2 separate regions of the Homo sapiens genome follow, and region 2 is linked to region 1. The links are chromatin contacts, found by Hi-C or POLR2A ChIA-PET in ENCODE. All regions are on one chromosome and are shown on one strand. The core of a region is the stretch at or near the end of the contact, and the rest is flanking DNA. Distances in the headings are between cores, read along the strand shown. Region 1 overlaps PLCB4 (phospholipase C beta 4). Region 2 overlaps SLX4IP (SLX4 interacting protein).

The links. Hi-C counts contacts between places; a loop is a spot of excess contacts on that map. ChIA-PET counts read pairs that join two places held with the same protein, here RNA polymerase II (POLR2A). Pooled maps may share reads with other maps.
Region 2: a pooled map shows a loop between it and region 1 (2.3-fold over the local background). The contact joins two enhancer-like sites. A Hi-C loop is called at or near these places in 3 of 37 single-sample maps with no recorded cell type and 3 of 50 pooled maps. POLR2A ChIA-PET finds 5 or more read pairs at or near these places in 1 of 52 experiments (AG04450).

The regions. Positions count from the first base shown.
Region 1 is chr20:9,407,187-9,410,317 of GRCh38, forward strand. It overlaps PLCB4 (phospholipase C beta 4), which reads left to right. Exons shown (of 40, transcript NM_001377142.1): 22 at 731-872; 23 at 1,447-1,531; 24 at 1,871-1,995. Among named protein-coding and RNA genes, the nearest start is that of LAMP5, 110 kb to the right of the region's middle. Within about 2 kb of position 1,530, at least 2 of the 41 ENCODE cell types and tissues checked have a DNase peak (open chromatin) inside an H3K27ac peak, as active enhancers do.
Region 2 is chr20:10,445,475-10,448,605 of GRCh38, forward strand. The region is part of intron 1 of SLX4IP (SLX4 interacting protein); the gene reads left to right. Among named protein-coding and RNA genes, the nearest start is that of SLX4IP, 12 kb to the left of the region's middle. Within about 2 kb of position 1,682, at least 7 of the 41 ENCODE cell types and tissues checked have a DNase peak (open chromatin) inside an H3K27ac peak, as active enhancers do.

The sequences.
Region 1 (3,131 bases), core at 280-2,779:
ACTCACTTCAACAGAAACTCTGAGTGTGGGGCCCAGGAATCTGTTCTAGTTTAAAAAGTCTTCCAGGTGATTCTGATGCACGCTAATGTTCGAGAGTCACTATTTTTGATGTTGTGCCTCAATTTGTAAAAATATGATGCTATATCTATTTCATAGCATTGCTGTGAGGTCCAATATAGTAATTTCTTTTTTTTTTTTTTTGAGATGGAGTCTTGCTCTGTTGCCTGGTCTGGAGTGCAGTGGCACAATCTCAGCTCACCTCAACCTCTGCCTCCTGGGTTCAAGCGATTCTCCTGCCTCAGCCTCCCAAGTAGCTGGAATTACAGGCTCACGCCACCACACCCAGCTAATTTTTGGCATTTTTAGTAGAGATGGGGTTTTGCCATGTTCGCCAAGTTTGTCTTGAACTCCTGGCCTCCCAAAGTGCTGGATTAAAGGCATGAGCCACCGTTCCCGGCCAGTAATTTCTTGAATAAAGTCCCTTAAAAATCTAAAAATGTCCTACAAATGTAAGATAAGCTTAATATTTTATGATTACCTCCTTTTGCATTATTCAGAGCTACAACAGACACTAACTTCTTAAAGTATCCTTTAGCATAATTGAGGAAGAAAAAGCCTTTACCTTTCAATTTGTGTGTGTGCAATTATCTTTATTAAGGAAATCTGCAGCACGTATCCGTGGGTCCTACTGAAGTCATCAACTTATATGTTTTCTTCCTTGTGCTTGTAGGGCCTGGTCACTGTAGAAGATGAGCAGGCGTGGATGGCATCTTATAAATATGTAGGTGCTACCACTAATATCCATCCATATTTGTCCACAATGATCAACTACGCCCAGCCTGTAAAGTTTCAAGGTTTCCATGTGGCAGAAGGTAACACCAAAGGTTAAATGCAGTCGCCTTTTTTGCTTGATTTTCTTTTATGGTGCTGATGAGCTTTTATCTAATTTGTTGCCATTTTTCTTTGTGGGCATGGGGGCTGTTCCACCTCACCTTATTTTTGTTTCACAGACCATAGAAGCCACCTTGGTATGTGGTGACATTACATTGTCATTCACGACTTCAACCACAAGGTGGCGATGAGAGACTATGGATTTGTTAGTGCTGGGCATGTAGCTTCTTCTGTTCCCAAGTGCATTCACAAGACTCCTTTTAATCAAAAGCTGGTTTTCAAAAAAACATAAGAAGTATTTAAAAACTTCATTTCTGGGCTAGAGAAGCCATCGTAATCATCATTATCATCAAAAATTCATATTTCGGTGGTGGCTGAAAAGACAGATGTCTCCATCCACAGGATGTCAATGAAAGTAGGAGCTACTGACATGATAATGTAGCATTAGCCTCCAAGGCCTCATGATTCAGGGTGTAATTGCATTTATTTATTGCTGTTTTTCGGTGAGGGTTTGATGGCAGAGTTCCTGAATCCATCTTTGCTTTTCTTTTACAGAACGCAATATTCATTATAACATGTCTTCTTTTAATGAATCAGTCGGTCTTGGCTACTTGAAGACACATGCAATTGAATTTGTCAAGTATCCTTATGTATCAAGTGGAATGAGTGGTTGACTCACGTTGGTTTGGCAAGAGCCTCTGAAATAGATAAATGGCTAATATCTCATTCTGGTGGTGGAGTTCATAAAATGATATGTGGGAAAGACCATGGCAGCTGTGACAATCTGCCCAAATGAAAATTGTTTTTATAATCCACACAGTGAACTGTGATCTTAAGCATCATTTGTAAATGTGAAATCTGCTCTGTGCTGTCTACTTGTTTGTCATTGTTGGCCTAGACCTTTGTTGTTTTAGCTCTTTGTTGTTTATTTTTCTCTGCTGTAGGACTCTTTTTTTCTGTTTTCCTTAATAAGTTACAGTTATAACAAACGGCAAATGAGTCGCATTTACCCCAAGGGAGGCCGAGTCGATTCCAGTAATTACATGCCTCAGATTTTCTGGAACGCTGGCTGCCAGATGGTTTCACTGAACTATCAAACCCCAGGTAGGAGCTGATGTCCAGTGACCCCAAATTCCATGAGAACACTTTGACAGGATGGTGCCAGCACTTCCCATCAGTTGGCTGTGGGCATTTTTTAAAGGAAGCAGACATATGGCAAAGCAATGTGTTATTGGATTTATATAATGGTGAGAAATAAAAAAAAAAAAACCAAAATAGAGCAAACAATGGTAGAAGATAATGTGTTGTGATTGGAATTTAATTCCTTTCATAAATGCCATGACTATTCCTGCTAACCATTATCCCATATTCCAAAATATTTCTCATTTTTCTTCCTTTTGGATCAAAGTTGTTATCTTTGTTTCCAGAGGCAGAATTAAGTGAAAAGAATTTGAGTATCTTTGTACAGTAACAGCGACTCATTTCTCCTTTGGCAAACACCCTGACCACTGTGAACATTCAGCAAATATGACTGATGCAGGGGCACTTCACTAAACAAATACAGAATATTTTGAAGTAAATGCCACTAAAATGGTATATAAGGAGTTACATATTTGAAGAGGTACTAATCTATAACTTGGTCCTCCAAAGTGTACTCAAAGTCAGGTTTCCAATATATAATGACTTTTTTTTTCTGGAAGGAAAAGAGTAAATTTTTATAATTGATAAACACATTTTTAAAATTTTTGAGGTTTGCTTAAGAGCCTAGGATCACAGTATCAAGACTAGAGGTAGCAAAATAGAAATAGAATAGATAGAAATATGCCACAAACCCTCTTCACTGTAGATGGTCAATTCTACAGCATGGTTCTTACAACTGGTAAAATAAAACAAAACCAGAAAGCTCTTTTTTCCTTCAACTCTTTGCTATTAAGAGAACTGCCCATGCTTCCCAATTTGAGGATTTTTTAAAATCTATTTTGTATTTTAAGAATCCCTGTCACTTCGTTCCCTGCTATGTGGATTGAGTGGAAGATCCTTTGACTTTCATTCCTTTGGCATGAGTGTGAGCTGACTGTGCTTCTCATGCCTTGAAGGAGCCTCCCCAGTGACCAGAAGCTCCTCCTACTGGAGTCACCATTCTGCATGGGGTCCCCACAGTGCTTGCTAGGTTAGACTGTGACGTGATAGCTACCAATACAATCCTGAGTGTTTCTAGCTGGGGCCCAGTAACAAGGCTC
Region 2 (3,131 bases), core at 432-2,931, 1.0 Mb after region 1:
CTGGCTAATTTTTTTAATTTTTAGTAGAGATGGAGTTTCACCATGTTGGCCATGCTGGTCTTGAACTCCTGACCTCATGATCCGCCCGCCTCAGCCTCCCAAAGTGCTGGGATTACAGATGTGAGCCACCATGCCCAGCCGATGAGATTGCCCTTTTTTTTTTTTTTTGAGATGGAGTCTCACTCTGTCACTCAGGCTGGAGTGCAGTGGCGTGATCTCGGCTCACTGCAACCTCCGCCTCCTGAGTTCAAGCGATTCTCCCGCCTCGGCCTCCTGAGTAGCTGGGACTACAGGCACATGCCACTAAGCCCGGCTAATTTTTTGTATTTTTAGTAGAAACAGGGTTTCACCATGTTAGCCAGGCTGGTCTTGAACTCCTGACCTCAGGTGATCTGCCCTACTTGGCCTCTGAAACTGCTGGGATTACAGCCATGAGCCACTGTGCCTGGCTGAGATTGCTTTTTTTTTTTTTTTTTTTTTTTTAACTCAGCCTATTTCCTTAAAATCCATCCAAGTTGCATGTATCAATAGTTTATTCCCTCTGCCTGAGTAATATGCCAGGGTATAAAGGTACTGCAGTTTGTTTAACCATTCACACGTTGAAGGATGTCTGGGTTGTTTCCAGTTTGTGGCTGTTAAGAATAAAGTTACTATGATGGCCGGATGCGGTGGCTCATACCTGTAATCCCAGCACTTTGGGAGGCTGAGGTGGGTGGATCACAAGGTCAGGAGTTCAAGCCCAGCCTGGCCATGATGGTGAAACCCCGTCTCTATTAAAAACATAAAAATTAGCCAGGTGTGGTGGCAGGCACCTGTAATCCCAGCTACTTGGGAGGCTGAGGCAAGAGAATCACTTGAACTCGGAGGGCAGAGGTTGCAGTGAGCCGAAATTGGGCCACTGCACTACAGCCTGGGCAACAGAGTGCGACTCTGTCTCAAAAAAAAAAAAAAAAAAAAAGTTACTATGAACATTTTTGAACAAGTTTTTACGTGAGCCTAAGTTCTCATTTCTCTGGGATAAATTCTGAGGAGAGCAATTTTTGGGTTGTTTAGATTGATAAGAAACTTCCAGTCACTTTTCCTGAGTGGCTGTACCACTTTTACAGTCCCACCAGTGATATATGAGAGATCTATTTTCTCTGCACCCTCACCAGCATTTGGTGTTATTGTTTTTTATTTGTCTTTCTGGTAGATATGTAGTGATATCTCATTGTGGTTTTATTTTACATTTTCCCATGGCTAATGATGTTGAATATCTTTTCATATGCTTTTTTACCATCTGTATATCCTTCTTGGTGAGATATCTGTTTGTCATTTGCCCATTTTCTGATTGGACTGTTGCTTTTTACTATTGAATTTTGAGACTATGTATTCTAGATAGAAATCCTTTGTTAGATATGGATTGCAAATATTTTTCTCCCAGTTTTCTTAGAAAAGTTTTAATTTCAATATGGCCAAAGCTGTCATTCTTTTTCTTTATGGTTTACATTTTCTCTGTCTAGTTAAAAAACTCCTTTATGATTTTGAGTTCATAAAAATATCCTCTGAAAGGTTTTAGTTTCACACCTTTGAGTTTTTAACCCATCTGTAATTGATTTTTGAGTCTTGTATGAGATCGAGTCCAATTTAATTTTTTCTCAAATAGATATGAGCAGTTGTTTGACCACAGTTTATTGAATGAGTCATCTCTTCATTTCACACTAATTTCACAGTGCTGCTCCCAGCATGCATCAGTTTCATAAATGCATGCATTGGTTTCTGGTGTGTGGAGTCTGCCCCCTCTGCCTGTTTGTCTGCCCGTTTGCCAGTACGTTAGTTTTTTTACCTTGCATTGTAGCAGTTTTGCAAGCCCCATCTTTTGTTTTTTTCTTCCTTTTCTAGAAGTGTCTTGATCTTTTTTAGTCTTTCTCAGTTTCCCTGTTCAAGTTTGTGTTTGGAGTTGCATTAAATTAGTAGATCAGTCAGAGGATGTCTCGTATATATTTTTTTCATTTTATTCCTAGATACTTTTTATTTGTGGGATGCTAGTTTAAATGATATTTTAAGTTCTACATTTTCTACTTGTTGCAAAGAAGTTGTTTCTACTGGTTCATCATTAAGCATTTTGTTACATTTTTGTAGATGCTTTTTTTAGATTAAGAAATTCCTTTGTATTCATAGATTTCTAATGTTACCTTTTTATTTTTTTCTGCTTCTACTGAAATGTTTATGTGCCTTTTTTCTTCTTTAGTTTTTGTTTTTGTGTTTTGAGACAGGGTCTCTGTCACCCAGGCTGGAGTGCAGTGGCATAAACATGGCTCACTGCAGCCTTGAACTCCTGGGCTCAAGTGATCCTCCTGCCTCAGTTTCCCATGTAGCTGGGACCACAGGTGGGGGCTCCACACCTGGCTGATTTTTTTTTTTTTTTTTTTTTAGAGATAGGGTCTCACTTTGTTGCCTAGGCTGGTCTCGAACTCCTGGGCTCAAGCAGTCCTCCTGCCTCAGCCTCCCAAAGTCCTGAGATTACAGGTGTGAGCCACTGAACCCGGCCTCTACTTCAGTTTTTTAATGTGATGATTTCTGTAGTGTTTAGCTAACCTTGCACTCCTCAGATACCTCACTTGATTCTGATGTTTGTTTGTTTTTAAGTAGGTTTGCTAGATTAAAATTGCTTTTAGATTATTGCTTCTATGTTCACTCATAGAATTGACTGATTTTTCATTCTTTTACTGCCTTTGTCTGGTTTTGCTATCAGTACTCCATAAAATGAGCGGTGGGATGATTTCCTTCTTACTCTTTTCTCTGGAAGAATTTGTATACTGGCATTATTTGAACCCTGAACTACTGTTGATTTTTGGATTCTAGAGGTTTAGAAATGGAATAGACTATAGTGGTCAACCTTTCCAACTCCACTGTTTTTTTGAGGTGGGAAGAATTAAATGCTGAGGCTTAAATCCAAGGGACACTTTGCACTGTACCATGACCCGGTGATTTCATCATTATAGAAACCCTAATCCTGAAGTAGAGGTAATAGTCATTTTATTATGTAAAACAGATGGCTCAAAGCCTTCGCACACTGAAGTCCATGCAAATCCATGTAAGAGTGGCTTGGAAAACATCACATTAGCCTTAGTCTCTTAGTTTTCTAGGCC